Linked DNA regions of Homo sapiens: regions 2 and 3 are each linked to region 1. Evidence: chromatin loops called from intact Hi-C (ENCODE). Cell type or tissue: Caco-2. All regions are shown on one strand.

Evidence for each region. Hi-C counts contacts between places; a loop is a spot of excess contacts. Peaks named below come from ENCODE experiments on the same cell type or tissue, not always from the same donor. Only the 100,000 strongest peaks of a DNase experiment are listed, where the experiment ranks them.
Region 2: a loop joins it to region 1, with 7 times the contacts of the local background. A loop is called at or near these places in 5 of 110 quality-filtered maps.
Region 3: a loop joins it to region 1, with 11 times the contacts of the local background. A loop is called at or near these places in 6 of 110 quality-filtered maps.

What each region holds. Positions count from the first base shown.
Region 1 is chr10:53,594,892-53,602,891 of GRCh38, forward strand. No RefSeq gene overlaps it. Among named protein-coding and RNA genes, the nearest start is that of LINC02672, 570 kb to the left of the region's middle. RefSeq lists enhancers at 2,734-3,492, 3,493-4,250, 4,251-5,009, 5,010-5,766. In Caco-2, CTCF peaks have their summits at 6,584 (motif pointing right) and 6,788; a DNase peak (open chromatin) is centred at 3,240.
Region 2 is chr10:52,948,460-52,956,459 of GRCh38, forward strand. LOC105378308 (a long non-coding RNA gene) reads right to left here. Exons shown (of 4, transcript XR_945968.3): 2 at 7,492-7,564; 3 at 6,923-7,273; 4 at 1-4,511. Among named protein-coding and RNA genes, the nearest start is that of LINC02672, 78 kb to the right of the region's middle. In Caco-2, CTCF peaks have their summits at 1,650 and 3,532 (motif pointing right); DNase peaks (open chromatin) are centred at 1,637, 2,283, 3,582 and 6,162.
Region 3 is chr10:52,813,116-52,821,115 of GRCh38, forward strand. No RefSeq gene overlaps it. Among named protein-coding and RNA genes, the nearest start is that of MBL2, 44 kb to the left of the region's middle. In Caco-2, a CTCF peak has its summit at 4,998 (motif pointing right); a DNase peak (open chromatin) is centred at 5,026; H3K27me3 peaks cover 123 bases.

The sequences.
Region 1 (8,000 bases):
GTGATCGTGCCAGTGCACTGCAGCCTGGGTGACAAAGCAAGACCATCTCAAAAATAATAAAAAAAAGATATTTAGGGATACTCATCTATATCTTATTTGGGAGCCTTTTGACAGAAAGGGAAAGAAATACATTCAATAAAATTTTTGAACATCACCGTGTAATTTAATTATTGATAACCTAATTATGGATTAAATTAATTTAATTATGATTATTCATAATTTAGTACTTTACAAATTAAGTTATTAATTTAATTATGAATATTCCTAAAGTGTACAAAATTCTAAGACCACCAAGATTTCCCTCTTCATGGTGTATATGTCCTATATAATCCCTGGGTCTGTAAGATGATGGTTTTACTCCCATGATTAGTTTATTTTATATGATATAGTTGACCTTAAAACAGGGAGACTAGCTAGGCATGCCCCAATCTCATAAAATAGAAGTTTTTCTCCAACTAGTTGAAAAAGAGAAAGTCAGAGAGAAATGCTGACTAATCTGGAAGAAAGCAAACATCCATGTATGAACTGCCTAAGGGGGTCACATGAAAAGAACTTAAAAATGACCTTCCTCTTCCCTTTTTCACTTGTTTCATTGAGGTAGTTAGCTGTGAAAAGTGTCAGTGATTGAACAGGATCTACTGGGCATGAAGCAAAGCAGGCTAAAAGCTAGGAGCCAGGAATATGAGCCATGTGAACTGTAACATGTGAGTGTGTTTCTGTCATGTCAGTCGTCCTCTGCAGTTAATCAATGTTATACCTCATGTCATTGCCCTGTAAGGATCTAGAAATGTCTTAGTCTAACATGAGGAGCATGGTTCAAGAGCAATACGGAAGACACCTAGGTTAGGCATTAACATGAGATCGTGAGTAGATAAGGAAACAAAATACTGAGCAACCCAGATTAATAGAGCTTTTTTATAGTAAGATCAGAAGATCATTAGGATTTTTAGAAGACAAATTTAGTGACAGGTTTAACAATAATGGCTGTAGAAAAAAATCAGAATATGGTCTTTCTGAATTAACTTTGAAGTAACACTGTGTCATGCAGCAGCATCTTTAGACCCAACACTATGGTGATAAACATTGTTGGTCAAGTTATGCTTGATTAGAAAGAAGAATAAAACAAGCAGAGGATGAAAAAACCTGGGGCACATGAAAATAAGATTCTTCTTAGTTTTTACTTTTTGTTGCCATGATATCCTCATACTTACAGCTAATAAGAATCTTAGTCCACATATATCTGCTCTCACAAGTTCAATAGAAGCCTTTCTTAAACTCATTTGAGCTTATTTCTTGCATGATCATCTATTAGTGTGTGACAAATACCTCAAAACTCAGTGACATACAGTAGTAGCATGTTTTGTATTGCTTACACATTTGCGTCAACTGGGATAGCTCTGCTCAATGTATTTCTCATTCTTCCGGCAGAAGCAGCTGTACAGAACATTTCATTCTTGTTCTGATGACAGAAAAGCAGGAGAGCATGTAATTTCAAGCCTATGTTTAAATAACACCACTAACTTCTCATTGATCAAATCAAGTCAAATACCCAAACCCAACATTGGTGGGACATGGAAACATTCTCTGCCCACAGTGGGAGGCAGGGGTACACAAATATTTGCTAAAAAAAAAATGAAAAAATGCAAACTATCATAGTCACTAAGCCAGTATATTCTAGCTACTTGAAATTACATAATTCAATTGAGTGCTGTGCAAACCAAGGAAATATAACAGGAAAGAGAGTTGCTTCATGAAAATTTAAATCAATATTTTGAGCTGACAGATCAAAGGCAAATAACCGAAAAAACAGATTCTGCTGAATAAGATATAGGTAACTTTGTTGTAAAATACTGGGGAGGGGGACAAGGATAAATAAATTTCTAAGTGATTCTGCCCTCAGATTGCTTTGCAATGTTCTTTAGCTTCTTACTCCATTAAAAAAAAAAAAAGCTAACATAAATGATGAGTTACTCTAAAATTATGTAGCACTCCAACTGGGAACTGTAGCCCTAGAACGGCATTGGCTGTACGTCAAATGGTATGTTTGTATTTGTGTGTTTGTTTAAATTTCAAATGCAGCATTTAAAGTACTCATGCATTATGATTCATGTTTTATATTAATTTGCTTTTTCAATTAATTAAAAATGACTAGCCTTGATCAAATCAGAGATAAGAACTCCTGATATCAAAAGTAGATTTAATTATTTAAAGAAAAAAATAGTAGAGTTCAGTATAAGTTTATACCTTTAGCTAATTACCAGATCTTCAGAAACTCACTTGACCCTTCTCTTGATGACAAGGTGGTTAAATCAGAATAATAGTTGTTAGTGAATACAAATTCCCAATGAGATCTGTAGCACTTTGATCATTATTCTGGGAACATTAAAAAAAGAAAAAAAGAAAAGTCTTTTCTACATGTCTTCTTTTACTAGATCACCTTCTAATCAGTGTGTTTCCACAAAGGCGCTGTTCAAAGAACTTAACAAAATCATGTCCAAGCTTAAGAGGCCCTCATTTAAACTCAAATATAAGACAAATGTTCAGCTGCCTGAGTCTCTTTTTGTCTAAATGTGATGGCATCATTGATACACTAGAGAACCTTAGCACTGGGAAAGCCACCCAGGAGAAAAGTATATGATTTATGCTTCAATTTGAATTTAAGCTTTCAATTTAAGCTTTAAATTTAAGAAAGTATGTTCCAGACATACTTTCTTGGCTTTTTAAATAATTTTTCCCATGTAACTATAAAACCAAAGGAAATGACTGGGACAAATCTCAATCAATTTAGAGGTTTATTTTGCCACAGTTGAGGACGTGCCTGGGAAAAAGGAACACAAAATCACAGGAACATCTGTGATCCATGCTTATTCCAAAGAGAGTTTGAAAACTTCAATGCTTAAAGGGGAAAAAGCTTTAAATAGGGGAAAGAGGGAAGAAAAGAGGCAGAATAAATAAAAGACTTGAAGCGGTTGCATTCCTCTGAGGCTTTTAATGGTGTTCACTGAATTCACATTTTACATGTGAAAAGAGTGGGTAGAGGAACAGTCAACCATGCATGTCTCACACTCAGTGAATCTGGATTTTTCCATAAGATAAAGTAAATACAGAGTAGAGGAGGCAAATATGCATTTGTCTCAGGGAGTGGAAGGAGGACTTTCAGTCCTGCCTTTGTTCTGTGAAGATAAGCTGTTGATTTACATTGTCAAGGCAAAACTTAAAAGAACTCTGTTTTAGGCTAAAGATCTTGGGGCCCACAGGAATTTCCTTGTGAGCAAATTGTGGAAAGAATCCCTGGGGAGGTATGCTGCCTTCTATCTTTGCAGCTGTCCATTTAAGAACAAAACGGGAGGCAGTTTTGTGTGACTCAGTTCCCAAGTTTAACTTTTCCCTGTGGCGTAGTGAGTTTAGAGTCCCAAGATTTTATTTTCCTTTCACATAAAATAATCCATAATTCCCATATTTTGATTTTCTCTATAGTAATAACTCACTGATTTGGTTAAGATCACTTTCTACATGCTTTCCATAGTTTCTTGCTCTTTAAAAAAAGTGGCATCCTCAATTTGTTTTGTGTATCTAAACTGCTTTAGTATACTTAATTATTTTGACCAAAAAGCTGCAGTCTCTTTTCACAAGTTTGTTTTCCATTATTTAATGTTGAAGATATAATTACTGTTTTTGCACAAAAACAACTAGTGTTTTCTGAGCAAACCAATCATGGATCAATTTATTTTGTATTCTTCAGTTTCTCTTCTTGGATGGTAGATTATATGTTTTCATTGTTGGTGGATAACTACTTTCTTATATAACATAAACTTCACTGTAGTGAATATAATAGTACCATGAATATGCAGGTTTCATCTATAAATCTTCTATTACAGTTTCTTGACATTGCTGGCTAAATTCTTTGAAAAAGCACATCCTTAAAGTATCACCCATTGGCCAAAAACAGATCTTCCATTATAAAGAAAGCTTATGTAAATAAAAATTAAAATCTCAGAACCCTCCAAATGTATGCAAAAATGAAGATTAAGCCCTGAAGCTGACTCATTACAATACCCTCTTCCAAATGAATAGCTGTTAGTAACATTATGGGTCAACCAAGTCTCCATGGAAAGGTAAAAAGCCTCAGGCATCTGGGAAGGGCTGCCCCCGCAGATTATTCATAGGCAAATTCTTTGCTAGCTTCCCATTAACAAAGACACACCAATTGTAACTTTAGGTCTGCAATCTAAGTCTACCTCCTAAAATTCCACACCGATTACACATTTATCTTCCCAGGTGCAGAACAAAGTCAAGGCTCATTTCCTATACCCATACTCAGAGACTTTGCATAATTGACTCTTCCTTAACTCTCTTTTCTTCTGCAGACATCCACATTACCTTATGTTAAATGTGGATTTACTGGGCACTAACTGAAGTCCCACCGGAATGTAACTATTCACCTTACTGCCTGCCTGTCCCTCTTCTTACATGCCTCTCCCCATCACCCCTTAAGGAAATGTTTATGGTAGAGTTTATAGTTTATGATGCTTAAACCTTATGGCAAAACACTAAACCTGAAAACCTCTTTGGGAAAAACAACCACACATGTGCTTATGGCTCATATTATTCCTGGAAATGCCCTAAGTCGGGCTTAATAAACCTCAGTGATTGAGACTTATGCCTCAATCACACATTTCTCTTGTCACTTTTCACAGACCTGGGTATCATGATGGGTTTAAATAGTTTTGTTTACAAGTCTACTATTGTATGTCCTTATAGAACCTAAGATAAGAAAGGGATAGACACAATGAAACCATTATTGACAATTCATACATACACCAGACATATACTATTCTAAAATGAGTCGCCCGAGCACGGTGGCTCACACCTGTAATCCCATCACTGAGGCAGGCAAATCTCTTGAGATCAGGAATTCTAGATCAGCCTGGCCAGCACAGTGAAACACCGTCTGCACTAAAAATACAAAAATTAGCCTAGTATGGTGGTGTGCACCTGTAGTGTCAGCTACTCAGGAAGCTAAGGCAGGAGAATCACTTGAACCCTGGAAGTGGAGGTTGCAGTGAGCGGAGATCATACCACTGCAAGTCTGGGTGACAGGGCCAGACTCTGTCTCAAAAAAAGAAAAAAAGAAAAAAGAAAATGACCCTTTCTGAATGATCCTAAAATGATCACCTCAATACAGCAGGGCGCGGTGGCTCACGCCTGTAATCCCAGTATTTTGAAAGGCCGAGGCAGGCGGATCACGAGGTCAGGAGATCGAGACCATCCTGGCTAACACGATGAAACCCCGTCTCTACTAAAAATACAAAAAATTAGCCAGGCGTGGTGGTGGGCGCCTGTAGTCCCAGCTACTCAGGAGGCTGAGGCAGGAGAATGGCGTGAACACGGGAGGCGAAGCTTGTAGTGAGCCGAGATTGCACCACTGCACTCCAGCCTGGGCGACAGAGCGAGACTCTGTCTCAAAAAATAAAGATTTTGAAAGTCTTTGAGATTGTACCCTTTACTCTCTTCCTGTAGTAAAGCTTTACTATCTTATTAATAAAATTGGTAAGGCATTTAAAATGGATGAGGAAAGAATTGCGTTGATGGTTTAGTCTTAGGAAAGGCTATTATCCTTTAAACTGTAAACTAAATTTTCCCCAAAATTAGCTTGGCCCACACCCAGGAATAACCAAGAGCAATTTGGAGGTTAAAGGCAAGATGCAATTGTTAGGTCAATTTCTTTCACTGTCATAATTTTCTCATGGTTATAATGTTTGCAAAGGAAGTTTCACTATTCGGTAGGGTAACTGCTTACCAAAATATCCAGGCAAGTGAGTGAAATATTTAACAGACTGAAAATCAATGCAGTCGTTTTTATTATACAAAACTAATGATTGTGGTCATGATATTCAAAATAAGAATTATCTAATAATTTGTTTAAGTACAAATACCCATAATGTATGAAATTAATAATGTTTCTTACATGAATTATCTTCTAATAATTTTCTTCTGCAAAAACTTTAACTTTCTTTAAAAATTGGAAACAAAATAATCAAATTGTGGTCCGACGTACTCAACTAACTTGTAAATAACAGAGATGGAGTGTACAACAGTGGAATAGCCAATACAGTGGACATCAACCTAGGTTCTAATCTAGATCCTGTTAGAACCTGGTTGTACAAATTTTAGCAAACACTTTCATCTCTCAGATTTTTAACTGGGTAATAAAATTTTGAAAGAATTGAACTCAAAAGTCTGTTTCAGATCTAAAATTCTAAGATTCTACTTGATGGTAAATATTCTCAAACATTCTTTTCAAGAACAACAACAAAAAAGTCACCCTGAAAAAATTCAAGTGCTAGAGAGAAATGGTTGCCCAATTTTTTTTTCTTTTTGTAAACAGCTTCTCTATTTAATGTTTTACAGAATTAACTAACTATATAATATAGACTTTAAAAGATCAATTACGAGAAATAAGACGTAGAAGTTTTTTAATTATCCGTGGTGTTAACCTCAAGGCTCAACTGCTTAGAAACGTTAACATGGTATTTGCACAAGCATGTTAGCTGCAGCTGTTACATGACACTAGGGGGAGCTCTAATACTGTTTTGTTTTATGTTCACTGTGGCTTTAGCGTTTATTTTTAATTTAGTTGTCATAAATTAATATCTAAATGTAATAATCCTCCAAATACAATAGTACCACCAAAATGAGCGTGCCCAAAGTGTCGATGTAACGTTAAAACTGATAGGGAAATTTGTCAGCCATTTTCACAAATGTGTCTTTAGAAAACTATGATTCCATGATTATTCAAAACTTCCATGAACTATATACGAACACAGATGTGTGTGAGGTTGAATATATGTGTATGTATGCATTTTCAATTGACATGTGACATATCCTGAAGACGGTTCTGTGTGCCTTTGAGAAGAATATATATTCTGCTACTGTTGAATTTATGTTCCGTAGATATACCTGAGTTCCATTTGGTCTATACAGTTGTTCAAGTTCACTATTTCCTTATTGATTTTCTGTCTGAATGAAATATCGTTGTTGAAAGTGGTGTACTGAAATCTCTTATTACTATAGTATCGTTGTCTATTTCTCCCTTCAGTTCTGTTAATATTTCCTTCATATTTAATATTTCCTTTATGTATTCAGGTGTTCTAATGGCAGGTGGATAGACATTTATTTTATATATTTTTATATATTCATATATATGTATTATATCTTACTGATACATTAATCAATTTATCATTATATAATGTGTTTCTTTGTCCCTTGAGATAATTTTTGACTTATATATATATATTTTTTCTGATATTAGCATAACCACCCCTGCACTCTTTTGATTACTATTTGCGTAGAATATCTTTTTCCATCCCTTCACTTTCAGCCTATGTGTGTCCTTAAATCGAAAGTCAGTCTGTTGTAGACAGCATATAGTTGGGTCCTGTTTATAATCTTTTCAACCACTAACTGTATGGTGATTGACAAATTTAATCTATTTACATTTAGGTGATTATTGATATGGAAGAACTTACTATTTCAATTTTGTTAATTATTTTATCTCTGGTTTGTAGTATTTCAGTTTCTCTTTTCCCATCTTGCTGTCTTTGAGTTTTACTGATTTTGAAAAAGTTTGTTTAAATTGTTATGGGTATATAATAATTGTATACATTTATGGGACACATGGGATGTTTTGATATAGGCATACAATGTGAAATGATCAAATTAGGGTAATTGGGAGTAGCCTTAACTGCAAGCTTTTATCTTTTTGGTATGTAAGGAACATTTTAATTCCACTCTTAGCTATTATACAATATACAAAAATTTTTTTAACTATAGTCAACCTATTGTGCTACCAAATACCACATCTTAGTCATTCCATTTATGTACCCACTAACCATCCTCACTTTATCCTCAGAAGGGTTCCCCTTTCTCCACAGGCCTGTTACCTAAAAGACAGGAATTCATTATTGCCTGTCTTTTAGATAAAAGTTATTTTAACTGGT
Region 2 (8,000 bases), 650 kb before region 1:
TTTCTTTGCACCCTTGGAACTTCCACATCCAGTCTGGCTTCCGGTGTGTCCAAGCCCTGTAGCGAGGTCGACGTTCCCTACTCCTATGATCGGCAGATTGCATTGCTCTTTGAGGGTACGGGCAGGCACTGGAAACAAAGCACATAAATCGACTGCAAAAGAGACTTCCTTGGAGGTTCCCACCTTCCAGGTGGTGTTGGCAAACACGTCCTGTCATGAAAGAGGTGAGGAGAAAAGAGTAGGAAGGGGCAGGGGGCATAACAGGCATAAACAAACAAAAGAGGTAAATAAAAAGAATAAATTTGGTGGCTTCACTTGACTTAGGCGCAGTTTTAAGGGGCCTGGCCCGGGCTTGGGGACCCATGTTTCTTGCTGGCCTTTGTTGGCCTTTTTGATGCAGGAGTGATGAATCCAAGCAGGAATGCCATCTACTTTCAGAGCCGTCGGCGTGGTGAGGATGACAGTATGAGATCCTTTCTAGGCAGGAGTGAGTCCTTCCTTCTGGAACCTTTTAACATACACCAGGTCACCCTGCTGAAAAGAGTGGCAGGGTCCCGTCTGGTCAGGAACTGGATTGGGGTGTGCTCCCCGGACAAGTGGCTGGATGATGTCTTGTACCTGTTGGAGAGACTGCAGGTACTGTAACAAATTAGCTTGTGAGATTTCTGCTGAATGGGTATCCCTTAGCTTAGGCAAGACAGGCGGAGCCCTTCCATACATGATTTCAAAAGGTGAAAAACCAGCCTGGCAAGGGGTGCATCTTACTCTAAGAAGGGCTGAAGGAAGGAGCTTTACCCAATTTTCACCAGTTTCTAAGATTAATTTGGTAAGAGTACTTTTTAGGGTGTGGTTCATGCATTCTACTTGTCTAGAGCTCTGGGGTCAATAGGCACAATGGAGTTTCCACTGAATGTTTAATGCCTTGCTAACCAACTGAGCTATGGACGAGGTGAAGGCTGGTCCATTATCAGACCCTATGGCAACAGGCAGTCCATGTCGAGGGATGATTTCATTGAATAAAAGCCTAACTGCCATGGTAGCAGTTTTGTTTTTGGTGGCAAATGCCTCAGTCTATCCAGAAAAGGTGTCTAGTAGCACCAGGATGTATTTATATCCTGCCCGGTGTGGTTTTACCTTCGTAAAGTCAATTTCCCACCTTTCTCCTGGCGAGCCTCCCCGGAGGCAGTGACGTGGGCTGGGTTTAGGACCTTGTTTGGCGTTTACCTGAGCACTAGCCGTATGCTGGAGAGCTGCTTGGTTAGTTAAGTCCTGAAGGTGGGGGATCTTGAAATGGCTCTTTAAAAGCTGGGCCAGTTTTACTCCTCCCAGATGGGTGGTAGAATGTAGATGATTGATTAAAGCTTCCCCGAGAGCTTGGGGCATGAAGATTCTGAAATCAGGAAGAATCCACCAACCTTCCTGATTTTTACTGGCCTGAAGATCCGAAGTTTGTTTTTCTTCCTCTGGGGAGTATTCTGGGTGGCCTGGCAAGTCTGGTTGCGGAAAGGACACAGCGGGCAGCAGGGTGAAAGGCACGACCAGGAGCCGAGCTGCCTCTCAAGCTGCAGAATCTGCTCTTTGGTTACCTCGAGCAACGGCCGTGTCTTCTCTTTGATGTCCTTTGCAGTGAATTACAGCCACCTGCTGAGGGAGCCAAACAGCTTCAAGCAGGGTCAAAATTTCTTCTTTGTCTTTTATAGTTTTACCCGCGGAGGTGAGTAGCCCTCGCTCTTGATAGATGGCTCCACGTGCATGTGTAGTAGCAAAAGCGTATCTGCTGTCAGTGCAGATATTAATACATTTGTCCTTACCCCATCAGAGGGCCTGAGTGAGGGCAACCAATTCAGCCCTTTGTGCCAAAGTACCTGCCAGCAGTGCCTGGGCCCACAGTACATATGAATCTATAGTAACGGCCGCACCAGCCTTTCGTACTCCCTGTTTAAGGAAGCTGCTGCTGTCTGTAAACACAGTGGTATCTGCCTCCTTTAGAAGCACATCTTGGAGATCAGGTCGCCCAGTTTCTGTAGTCTCTAACAGTTCTTGGCAGTCATGGACAGGTGTGGTAAGGTGTGGATCAGGGAGCAAGGTAGCTGGATTTAAACACCTTGTGAGAGAGAAAGTTAAATGAGGCTGATCTAACAGTAAGCTCTGATACTGCAGGATGCGAGCATTCGACATCCATTTGCCAGAGGCACTTCGTAGCAAATTCTCTATGGCATGAGGAGCCGTGAGGGTTAAATTCTGGCCCAGAGTCAGTTTATCAGCCTCCTGGACCAGGCTTGCTGTTGCCCCTACAGCTCACAGACAACTTGGCCACCAGGAGGCCTCAGGGTCTAGTCTCTTAGACAAGTAGGCCACTGGGCATTGCCATGGTCCCAAAGTCTAAGTGAGTACCCCTTTAGTGACTCCCTGGCTTTCATGAACAAAAAGGTGAAATGGTTTTGAGATATTTGGGAGGACAAGAGCAGGGGCCTCCGTTAATACCTTTTTCAGGTTTAGAAAAGCCTGTTCTTCTTTGTCAGTCCAAACTAGCGGGCCATTAACTCCAGTAGCGGTATAAAGGGGCTTGGTGATTTCCGCGAACCCTAATATCCATAGGTGACTGTCCCACAGCCCCCGGGAATTCATGTACCTGTCTTTTGGTGGTGGGAGTGGAGATTCGCAGGATGGCCTTCTTTCAAGCACTGGTGAGTGCCCTTTTTCCCTTGTTTATCTCGTACCCCAGGTAGGAAACTCTGGGAAGACAAAGCTGGCCATTCTTGGCCGAGACCCGATACCCGAGTTCCTGAAGGAGGTAAAGTAGGTCCCTAGTATGTTGCAGGCAGCTGTCAGTAGTTTTAATAGCCAATAACAGGTGGTCTACATACTGGAGAAGAGTGCAGTGAGGGTTACTGGCTCAGAATGGTATAAGATCCTGTTGGAGGGCTTCCCCAAAAAGGGTAGGGGAGTTTTTAAAACCCTGGGGTAATTGAGTCCAGGTTAATTGGGTGGTGTCTCCCGAGCCAGGATCTGTCCATTCAAAAGCAAAGACAGGTTGGATTTTGGGGGCCAGAGGAATAGCAAAGAAAGCATCCTTTAAGTCAAGGACAGTATACATTGTATGTTCGGGCGGGAGCAGGCTGAGTAAAGTATAAGGGTTAGGCACAGTTGGATGGATGGTAACTGTCCACTTGTTAACTTCCTACAAATCTGTACAGGCCGGTAATCATTTGTTCCGGGTTTCTGGACCGGCAAAAATGGAGTATTCCAGGCGGACTCACATGGTGGGAGTATACCAGCTTGTAATAGTCGCTGAATATGGGGATCGATTCCCTCTCTAGCCTGCTGACTCACAGGATATTGTTTTACCTGGACTGGCAGCAGTGGCCAGGAGCTCTACAACTACTGGCAGATGGTGCTTTGCCATTCCTGGGGGGTTTGATTCGGCCCAGACTCAGGGAAACAGAGTCTGTAAATCCAGTAGGAGAGGATTAGTACTATTTCCCAGCAGTTGTGAGGGTGAAACTAAGAGATATTCCTCTGACAGAGGGGTGGTTAGCAGAAGCTGAGCAGTAGGGGGTGCTGTGTCCCCTAACATGATGTGAGCTTGTTGGGCCGAGAAGGAGATGGACGTCTGTAGCTTATGAAGTAGGTCTCGTCTGAGGAGGGGGAAGGGGCACTCTGGGACTGCAAGAAATGAGTGGGTTACTCTTTTCTGTCCCAAACTCACCTCTCGTGAGTGGGTGACAGGATATTCCTGAATAGCTCCCATAGACCCTTGCACAGCCACCTTTTTATTAGAGACACTGCCCAAGGGTATCTGCAGTACCAAGTGTTCCGCCCCGGTGTCAATTAGGAAGCGTATAGGCTGGCCCCCCAGTGTGGCAGTCACCATGGGCTCCCAGGGGCCAAGGGAGAGGGAGCCCCGGCCCCATCAATCATCAGATTCCTCCGCAGCAGGGAGGGTGAGGACCTTTTTCTCTTCTGGTTTTTCTTCTGGTTTTAATGGGCATTCCATTTTCCAGTGTCCAATCTGCTTGCAATAAGTGCATTGGTTTCTTTGTAGGGGAGCCTGCTCAGCTTTTGGCCTTTCTGGCAGGGACCCGGGATCCCTTGGCCAGTGCTCTGTGATGGGGGCCCTTCTGTCTTGGCTTCTTGGATGGCAGCCACGAAGATTTTTGCCTGTCTTTTTGATGCTTTGTCAGCAGCCCTTTCAGCTGCCTGAGCTGCCTGTTTTTGCTTTTTAACCTCTCAATTGTCAAAAACTTTCTGGGCTATCTCTAAAAGTTGGCTGGTGTTCATTCCAGCAAATCCCTACAGCTTTTGTAACTTTCTTCTATCAGGGGCTGCCTGAGCCACAAATGCCAAATTAATAGCACGGCTATTCTCGGGAGCTGCCAGGTCAAAAGGGGTATAAGTCCAATAGGCCTCTTGGAGGCATTCTAGAAACGCTCCTGGTGACTCATCGGGCCCCTGGACCACTTCAGTTGTCTTCGACAGATTCATGGGTTTTCGAGTGGCTCCCTTGATACCTGCAAGGAGATACCAATGAAAATTATCCAAAGCTCTCTTCCCACTTGAGGAGTTTGGATCCCAATCAGGCCAGGTAGAGGGAAAAACCTCCTCAAGGAGGTCTTGGGCTTCCTCCTCTGGTCTACTGGCTGATGTAAGGAAATACTTTCTGGCCTCTCTTTGGATACGGTCCCTCTCTTCAGAAGTGAAGGTTTAAAAGGAGTTGCTGACGGTCATCCCAGGTGAGCTGGTGGGTCCAGAGCACGGACTCTATCAGTGAGGTCAAGACTTGGGGCTTTTCAGAGAAGGGGGGATTATGAACCTTCCAGTTGTACAGGTCAGAAGTAGAGAAGGGGACATAAACTAAAAATGGAGCAGAACACTCACTGCCCGGGGGGATTTGGGACTCTCTCAGTGGGAGGAGGGGGGCCACCTCCTCCAGCCAAGGCTGTAATTGGGTGGCTATAGGGAGAGAGGCCACAGGGGACGTAGTCGAGGAGACAAGGGAAGATTCTGGGGGAGCAGGAGGGTTATAGGGCGGCAGACATGGGTGAAGAAAATTTTCCTCTTCTTCAGAAGGAGGCAGTACAGGAGGAGCCGAGGGAGGGGAGGGTTGGGGCAAAAGTTTGGTCCGGCTCAAAAGGACCTTGGAGGTGGGATCATGAATGGTGCATGAGCAGAGCCGTGGAGGAGGGCTCCAGACCAAATCTAGCCATTGATCAATGTAGGGAAACTGATCGGGGTGTCTGGGAGTTCCAGCAATGACCCGCTACACAGCCTGAACAATTGTGAGATTCAGTGACCCTTCTGGGGGCCACCCGTTACCAAACTTTGGCCATTCTACTTCACAGAGTGTCCAGAGTCTGCCCTTTTTAAGGTGGACTCCGTAATCATCTGAGAAGCCTAGAGAGAAATTCTGCAACATATATTGGAGAGTGCGCCAATCTCTACGGGGCCGGGAAGAAGAGTTTCCCATTCTGGAGGCAAATTAACAAGGTTTAAGCAGAAATATTAAACCCAGCATGGATAGAGATATTCCTGGCCTGGGGGGCTGCTGAATCAGAAGAACAGAAGTATTATAACCAGAAGAAGTAGGAAAACAGCTATAGCCAACGCTTCTTGCCACATAAGGCCTGTCTTCTCAAGCTTTGAGATCTAGGGAGAGGACAAGAGGCGGCTCCGTGGGATCCTCAGCCAGTGGGACCTAGGGGACCCCCACCTTCTTCTTCTTGACTTATGGCCCAAATATCTTTGGTGTTTCCACTACTCAAAGGCAAAAAGTTTGAACTCGGCCCTTTCTTTGAAGGGTTTAAGGAGGGAGAACAGAGCCAAGTCTTGGAGGCATTGGACTTGCTGCGACACAGGGAAACGAGACGTGCGGGGTAAAGGATGCCGATGAGGAGGAAAGGGGCCACTCGGATCTTCCCAAAGGTTGGCGAGTAGCCACGGAGGGGTAAAATAAGAGTCCAGACGGAGTAAAGCAGTATGGGCGTAGGTTTCTCTGCACAGTGCCTTATTTAAGGGCATGGGAAAAGTTACAGGATGACAGAAAAGGTGAGCAAGGAGATCAGCAGGGTGGCTATATTGGATCCACCACTAGTCTAAGGAGGAGGTGGACCAGTCATTGGGGCGTGGGGTATGGCAATCCAAACACCAGCAATCTTTATGGTGCCAGAAATTCCAAACAGGCGAATGTCTTCCACACCCTTTCCCATAACAACACCTGATTTGTTTCTGACAGAAAAGACAGGACTGGGATGGCCAGCCCAAATGACTAATGAGAGATTTGACCTCCTGGGATAGAAGATCTGTACTGAGGACCTTGAAGAAGTCCTTGCCCAGTCGTCTTGGGCAGTATCGATGACCTGACCTACGAAATTTAGACAGACACCAAACAGGACAATAGACACGGGGGTATATAAACAAGTATGGCAATTTTTATAGACAGACAAGGGGAGTGGGTCCCGTGATGGGATCAGTCAGATGCCTGCCTGGCTGCTCCCCTTGCGGGGACTTAGGCTCCTCCTGGCATTGGCAGGCCGGTATAAACCCCCGGCTCGGATCCAGCTATGCCCGATGCTGCCCTAAGCTTTATGAGGTCGCCACGGAACCGCAGGTGAGGGCCCTCTGAAACTCCATAGCTTTCGCCATGGAGCTACAAACTAGAAATTCAAGCACAAGCCCTTGAACTCCACATGTACTCACTCACTCACAGAGTTTATTACAATTTTTTATACCCGTTTAAAACCGAGGTCTCCTAGAGACCTGAACGAGAGAAGGAGAAGAGATAGAGAGAGACTAGACTTAACAGAGAAGACTGACAGAAACCAGGACGCTGTCCTCCAGCATCCTAGAGTGTGGACAGAGTCTGAGGGAGAAACCTAGTCAGAGCCATTTCCCTCCCAGGGAGACAGAGTCAGATCTGACTTACCTTCCCGGGACCGGAGACTGAGGACTCAGGAGTTGAATTTGGTTGGGCACACCAGCAGTTGATCCGTTCCCCTCTGGAAGACGGTGGCCTACGGGGCCCTGGAGCATCTTTAGGTGGCGCCTACCCTGTAAGCCCGCCGTTGCTCCGGGGGAGCCCGGAACGAGTCCGGCCCTCACCCGGTGGCGGATCTCGCTGGGGCCTCCAAAGTGTCATAACCGAGAGAGTTATAGAGAAACACCACACTCCGAGACTACTTCAGGAGTCCTTTATTGCCGGCGACCGAGAGACAGCTAGAACTAAAAAATTCTCTCGGCCCTGAAGAAGGGGCTAGATTTCTTTTTATACCTTGGTCTAAAAAGTGGAGGGGGAGCCTAGCTGAAGCAATTTTACCGAAGCAGAACAAGCAAAAAGTTAAAAGATAAGTGATTACAGAAACAGTTACAGAAAAAATAAATAGTTCCAGATGCAGGGGCTTAAACTATCACACAGAGATAAATGCAGGGGCTTTGGGTACCATCAACCAAGTGCGTTCCCAGGGGCTGCTGATATAGCTTGCCTCAGTATCTTACCAGTAATTGGATTCCTGAATGTGCTTGGAGTCAGCTTGCACCAGTTATGTCCTTAAGGGAGGGGGATAAGGGGCTGCAAGTGAATAAACCAAAATGGAGTCTGTCCGGCTCTCTCAGCTAAGTGAGAGTCAATCAGGTTAAAACAAGGTAGGGTATCACAAGATTACTTTGGGCTCAAACAAATAATTCAGCATAATGTTCTCATCACAAGGTCAGCGGATTAGCAATCTTAATTCCATCTGTCTCCTTAAAATCTCTTTGCCATATAACCCAAGAAATTCAAAAATTCCAGGGATTAGAATGTTCATACCTTTGGGGAAACATTCTCCGTATTATATAACCATTCTGAGGCCCCTACTAAATCATAAGCTAAAACTTATGATGATTATCTGGGTCCAGCATCCTTGGGGGGCATTTCGATCACAACCTTTGTTTTCCCAACTATGCAGAAAATGATTAACAGCAGGCCAAGCTTTTCAAACCCTGTACCTTCTAGATAAAAGCTGATT
Region 3 (8,000 bases), 780 kb before region 1:
ACATTTCTAAAATGACTTTATTTTTCAGAGGTACATTTCTGCTTCATTTTGTTTCAGTTTAAATGGTAGTATGATGAGATACTTTTATTTACAATTGTCCCTTGGTATCCATGAAGGATTGATTCCAGGATCCCACCTGAATACCAAAATTCAGGAATTCTCAAGCTCCTGATATAAAATGGCCTGGTATTTGCATATAACCTACCACTATCCTCTGATACAATTTAACTTATCTCTAGATTACTTATAATACCTAACAAAATGTAAATCCTAGGCAAATCATTGTTATACTGTATTGTTTTGGGAATAATGACAAGGAAAAAGTTTGTACATGTTCAGTACAGATGCAATTTTTTTTCTGAATATTTTTGATCCATGGTTGGTTGAATCCACAGGCAGGGAACCCTCAGATGTGGAGGGCTGACTGTATTTATTTTTATTTTCTGCTATGCTGAAATGAGCAAACAGAGAAGGGAGAACCTAAGCATTAATATCTGAATAGCAGTTAAGTGCTGTGATTAAGAGCCTTGATTTTAGACCTGCCTGCAGGCTGTGTAATTCAAGTCCTAGCATTGTTACTTATTGCTGTGGGACCTAGGACAAAGTTCTTTATCCTCTTCCTGTCTTTCTCACCTCAGATGCAAGATGCAAACAACAAGATCTCATGTTTGTTTCAGGAATATATGACTTAAAAATATATAGTGTTTTGAAAGCAATGGTAATTATTTAGTAATTACACAGTAATAGCTACTTCAGTAAGTGTTAGCTTTGTAATAATTATTGATGCAGCCTCTCCCATCCTTAACCACAACCTCCCTTACTCCTCCTCCCTCTCCAAACTATTTTGGTCCAGAGGAAAAAACTAATTAATCTAACCAGTCTATACAATACAAGGTGTACTTGAAACTAATTCCAAAGAAGCCATAAAGATGAGGGCCAAAAATGAACAAACCTGGCAAAAGGAAAATATTCCGTTCCTAAAAAAAACATGTAATACTTTTAGTCTCTCTTACAAAGTGGAAATGCAAGAAATCTCTCTTATGATTGAGTTAAATATGAGCATCTATAATTCTAAGACATATTTATTTTGATGGGTTTTGTTGATCTTTATGTACAGGTAGAAAGAAAGAAACTATTTTTGATGAAGAACTGAAGTATTATTCTCTGAGAAATAATTCTGAGCCAGGACTGAGAATCTAGTTAGTCTGTGGCATTTGAGAAATAAATTTGGGTTTTAAAAACATGAATTATAAATGTTTACATTTCGGATTCTGGGTATAAATTTGAAGCTATAGAAATAACCAAAAGTGAAAAAGAGTGGTAGTAGTTCATAATTTGCTCTAATTACATATATCAAATCAATGGCCTGGTAGGAAGCAAGAGGGTTCACTCAGAAGATTTAAATTAACAATGGTTTATTAAAGAGGAGCTATTTACAGATCTGTGAGCGCGGTTCAAGGAATGAACAAGGCACAGTGAGACACTCAGCTGCTGGAGCCAGGGAGGAAGGGGCAAAGAGACGGTGGAAGCTGAAAGAGACAGAGAAAAAGCTACGGAAGCCGACCCCCCAGCAGCTGCTGCCAGCTGCAGGTGTGCAGGAAGTGAGTGCTGTTGTGTGGGAGGAGATGGCAGAGTGGTGATGATACCCAAACTGCCTTCTTCTTTTTCCTTCTACTTTATTACCCACTCCCTGCCAACACCTCCCATTACTGACCCAACAAGAAGCCAGAGAGTTAGGAAGCAGCCCAAATAGGGCACCAAGTCAGGTAGATGAACAAAAAATAAACTTCTCATCCTTCTGAGATTCTACTAGCAGTATCATTGACCCCTGTTTGTGCCTCAGATAGAGACTTTGGATTTAAGGGAAGCTACGTTATGCTGAGGTATAGCCGTTCCTGCCCTGTGTATTTATCCTACTTTAAATCCTTAGCCAAACTGGAATTTAATCTAATGTTACATTGGAGGTGTGTCTGTTACACAGAAACAGTCCAATCCATATGGGTAAAAAACTGATATAAATAAATCCATGGGAAATGGTTGGTTAAGCACTTAATATATCCTTAAAATTTAAAGAAAAAATTTGCAATTAAATTTAAATTACTGTATTAAAGTACTATAATGTTGTTGATAATTTAGGGGAGTGTTTAGCGGCTTGACTTTTGCTCAACAAGAGATTTTCTTGGTAGCTCTTACTAATCTACATTATTTCTCTTCTGGCCTTTTCAGGCATATGACAATCTCAAAAGATTGTTTTTCTGAGGCTAAATACAAGAAAACTCTACCACAGTGAAGAAAAAAAGCATAGATTTCGGAAATAGAAACTATAGGTTTGATACTAACTGCTGCATACATGCAATCTTTGGAAAATTGTTTACAGTTTTATAATGTCAATATCATCTACAAAAATTTAAAGAACCCAACTTTACCTCTAGGTCTGTAGTTAGGATTAAATAAGATAAATTATATAAAAATGTCTACTGCAGTGCCTAGATCATAGCATGTCTTCAAAAAAGTTTTCTTTCTTCTGACAAAATTTTCTAATCACCTACTTTAGGCCCTTTTTCAGAGAATATACTTCAAATTAGAACATGAAGTCTTCTAAATTGTGCCTATGTCTGAGTAGATGCTGCATAACTATAATGCTGTATTGAACAGAATTGAATCTTTGCCCCAAAGCATAGGATTTTTGCTTGTAGTAAAATGGAATAAACATATAGGCACATAAAAATATACTCTACATATGAGTAGGAAGAAAGTAAGAGCTGTGGGATATTCTAGTACAGGGTGAGTATCAAGAGCTAACAAGATGGTGAAGCCCTCACAAAAGAGATGAGGCTAAAGCTGGTTCTAGAAATATTGGAAGCATCTGGACACACATACCATATAGGGAAGGTTATTCCAGACCTGGGGAATTTCCTAAGCAAAGTAGCAGAGAAGAGTAAGCAAGGTATGTTTCGACAAATTAATAAATGAGGCCGACTTGAAAGGAAGGTTCATGGAATAGAGTAAGAATGGCTGCCTGGTAAATAAGAATTGGTTTGGCCAGGAGTGGTGGCTCACACCTGTAATCCCAGCACTTTGGAAGGCTGAGGCAGGCGGATCACAAGGTCAGGAGAACGAGACCATCCTGGCCAATATGGTGAAACCCTGTCTCTACTAAAAATACAAAAATTAGCTGGGTGTGGTGGCGTGCCTATAATCTCAACTACTTGGGAGGCTGAGGCAGGAGATCGCTTGAATCAGGGAGTTGGAGGTTGCAGTGAGCTGAGATCACACCACTGAACTCCAGTCTGGTGACAGAGTGAGACTCTGTCTCAAAAAAAAATAAAAATAAGAATTGGTTCGAGGATTACCTCAAGTGCTTAATCAGTTTGGATTTGAAGGTCTTGGAGCATTTTAAGTGATAGATAAAATACGTATTTTAAAAAATTAGTCTTGGGCAGAATTGATTTGGCCTAAGTTATAATCTATGAAAATGACAATGTATGAAAGTTATAATGTATGAAAATCTTCTGATAAAATCTTAGCATTAATTGAAAATATTGTGTATGTTTTCTTGTCATGTATAAATCAGGAAAGTATTGTTTCTTGTCAACATAAACTTAATAGCGTCTGATATTTGAGACTTATTGGTTAACTTTGAAATCTTCATGACCATTTTTTCTGGCAACTAGAACTAAAGAGACAATTGGCTCATAGAGCAAAAAATGAATGGAATTTAAGAGGAGAGGAAGGAGCTAGGATTTTGGATGCTCTTTTCATCCCTCATGAATATTGGAAAACTACATGACTTTGGAAGGATCTTTGGCATCAAACATAACTTAACTTTAATTTTGACTCTATCATTTTTTGGCTGTGCTGTCTTGGTGTAGCTACTTCTATCAATGTTGATTTCCTCATTAGTAAATGAAAAGAAATTATGCCTCCTTCTCAAGATCATTGTATTAAATGAGATATACATGTATGCCACAATGCGTGGCAAATACTAGAGGCTCAACTGATGTTATTTAGTTTTATTGTTGTTTTTGGTAAATGATGATATCAAGTGCAAAGGTCAGGTATAGAATACTCGCATAATAATGGTTGAACAAATTCTTATGATGACAATCATTAGCTGTAGTTATTATTTTTCAAATCTCTAATAAAGAAAAGCGAAGTTGTATGGGTCAAGAAAAGCCCTGGTTGTCACCCTTAGACTCCTTTGGCTTTGAATTCATTACCTAGTGATCTCTCTTCCCATTAACAGTTCTATGGCTCTTATTCTGGCTGGGGGAAAGGGCATTGGTACAACCCACAATACAGGCATATCTTCTTTAATACAAAACCTGTATGTAGGAGCTATTTCTCACCACCTCCTTGAATTTGAGAGTAACTTCAGGCCGATCATTTTTCCAGCCTGGGATCCCAAGGTGAGAGATTAAGTGCTTTTGTCATTATTTCTTGGAGAGATAGGGATGTTCAGCCTCCTGAACTGTGAGCCAGAGGCTTTTTATATGGAAAGAGCATTTTGATGTGAATTGTATTTTGTGAAATATGAATTTCAGCACCAAAATACTGTAGTCCTCACAGTTAACCTCTTGTTGAACATTAAATCAAATTATTGTTACTGGGAAAACTCCATTACATTACAAAGCAGAGCCAAGATTCTCAGGTTTACAAGCTTCATGTGCTAATTACATTCTGCTGCCGACAGCATGGGTGAGACTCTAAGGACATTTGGTATTCTAGAAGCTTATTTTATGGAGCCAAATTTAATCAGAATGTGGGTGACAAAAATGGATCATGACGTTAATGATCTACTGCATTAGAGTCCAAGTTGTTCATTGAGCGAGTGAGAGTAATGTTGTACAAGGTTTTTTTTCCCAAGAAATATTATTTTTCCTTACCTCCCCCAAGCAGTTCTGAATTGACCTTGGCAATGGAAACTAAAACCTCATTTAGGCCTGACAGAGAAGAGCTATGCCCTTACAGGTGCTAAGAGTATTGTTTGCTGGCTTTGAACACTAGATGGCAGAAATGCTCTTGTTAAGATTTGCCAAGTTGTCAAGGAGAGCAGTTTTATTGACAGCAATGATGAGCTCTCTTAATTAGTCACCCATACACATGAAAGCCACACAGGATGCTCTAATCGAAAGGGAGATGTACTTTGCAGTCCATAGGGAACTAGTTTTTACAATACGAATGGTTTGGCCGAGGATGCTTTTTATGAGGCCTGCCTATTCATTTCAGTAATGGAGTGGAGTCATCTAGGGCTTTGCTGCCCATTCATTAATGGGGAGTGTTAGGAGAAAAAGCCCTGACAGATCATTGTGTTTGCTCCTGAAAATCTCTGCATATGAGTTTTGGTGCCCAAGAAAAGACTGAGAGAAATAGCTTACTGCAATTTTTTCTCTCTCATGGTTGAGAGGAATGATTTGCTTCACAGCAGAGAAACCTAATTAAAGAATGGACCTTAGTAATGATCTAATAACCAGAATCTTGTCCAAGTGGTACTCAGCTATGTTACCATGCCTCAATATTATCTCTGACACTTTTTTGAAAAAAAAAAAGTAAGTGTCTCGTTATTACTCTAGCCACACAGAGTCAGAATCCCTGGAATATCTATATTGAAAAGGTATGTGGATGATTCTGAAGTGCAGAATTTTTATCCTTTAGTAATATTTTTAATTCCAGAATCAGAGTCAACCCTCCGTATGCTAAGTGCACTCGAAGGACCCAGTCTCCACAACAAAAAATTTTCTCTCAGCCTAACTGTAATGTGGATGTCTTCTCACTGGCCACTGGTTTGTATCAAAGACTCCTGGGATAAAGTGTAACAGTTATATAGAATGTAAGTCATTAGCAGACTTTAGCTTTATAGATTCAAATGATTTGATAGATTTTTCAAAAGTGATAAGTAAAGCACTGACTTAAAGCACTGAATTTCTCAGGGTTGAGAAAGGATTTTGACCTTAAATTTTGAGAAATACGGGGCTGAGTAGAGTATGGCACTGATACCACTAGTCACCTGGAAGGCAACATGTGAAGGGACTGGGGTTGTTATCAGGAAGGTGATGGGCTCTTGATCAGGAATTTGGAGGATACTTAAAAAAAGTCTTTGTCTGTTTTCTGACTCTACCATGGGCTGGCCAGGCTCTCTGCTGAGTATGAAAGAGCCCATTGAAAAGATATAATTTTAAGGACAGGAATGGAGAAGCTGCATCCAGTGGTTTCAATGGTACATTTAATCTCTAGGTGATCACAGAACAAAAGTCAAATCTTCTCATGTTGAACATTCACTTTTCTTTGTGTACAGGTTTTGGGGTTTTAGGAGTTGTTGGCGAGACTCTAAGACATTGAAATGAAAGGTTAAAAAGTGAAAAGTTCTATCAATCAGTCAAATGTGTGTGAGCCCAGTCTGCTTGATTATACTTTTCTTGTTGAGTTGATCTGCTATTTTAGTGTTATGAAGGCACAGTTTAAATTGCCACTCAATTTAAGTAGATTGTGTCTAACACTAGTCACTTCGGTGAAAAAAAATCAGTTGAACTTATTATTTGATGCCATGAAATACCAAAAACTTCCCTGATTTACTTAGCTTTTGATTCTTAAGTACTGTGTTAGCAAGGAAGTCCTAGCTAATCTGTTATGAAAAAATATCCAGAGAAATACCATTTTCTATTTTGGAGAAAAAAACATATTTATTAACTATGAATTAGCAAACTACTCCTCTATTTATTCATTAAATTTTACCAGAATCTTTTTCTCTTAACAGCTGCAGTAACATATTCATTATTATAACTTCATGAAAAATAAACACTGAATTCAAGAAACACAATAAATGTCTATGCCAGAATACATTTTGTATTCTTAGCTTAATCAACGTCTTAAATACCTGCTTTAGAAAACAGACTTGATCGACTTTCCAATATTTACAGTGATCTTGATGCAGTTCATACATAATGGCTAGATTTCAGAAACACTAAAAGGGAGCATAAGATGTACAGGAAAGTTTCCTCACTGAAAAAGATATTCATGTTTTCACAGCAGCCTGACTTTTTAAGTTTTGCAGATTACTACTATGCAGGGCATAGAATTGGAGTGAGTAATCCTCCTCATTCACTGATACTCTGATTTGAAACTTTTGCTGAAACCTGAAGAAACATACATTTCCCAAGCTATATTTTTTTTATTGCAGGCATGTATAAAGACTGCAATTATTTCTCAAGGAGAACCTGTCATAAATACTACATTGGAAGTTAGTCCAACATTTATAGCTTTAGCTTGGAGTTGCAATTGCTGGCAATATGTAAACATATTTGCCATTAGTGTTGAATAATGCTCCCTCACAGTCACAGAGAACATTGTTCTGCATTTGTGCTTCTTAATCTTGTTGAATAAGAGCATTGCAATGCAAGAAGGCTCATTGGCTAGTGTGGAAGTGGCAATGTGTTGCTTTTGAAAACTGGCTTGTAAATTTGTCCGGGTGAGCTGTTTTTATTAGTATGGTCACTGAAAGTATGGAATCATCAGACAGTAAGCAACCATTGGTAAGTGAGGCAGATGATAAACCCTTATTTAACTCTCCATTTATTATTTGGTTACTGATTTGCCTGCTTGTACTAAAAACAAAGATTTACTTTACTCAGGAAGGAAATAAATTTCTCTCTTGTTTTTTATTTTTGTTAAATAATCAGTTATGAATAAGGGGCATCAGGTCAACATTTCATATATGCTAATGATTGATTGGATAAGAGAGTTCTTTTCTTTAGACCTTCACCTTTGATTTCTAAATGAAAGGTGCTTTCAAAGACTGGCTGCCTGAAATAACACATGATGAATTTACATTACTCTATGGTTTCTTCAGGTAGGTGTGAATGCTTCTTATCAGGTGTGCCAATAAGTCATTTTGTCAAATGTGTAATTGAAACGTCAATGGAGTGGATGAACTCTGTGTAAATATTCAGCTCATCATGTAGTAGCAGGTAATAGAATCATTATTTTGCTAGATTTGAGCTATA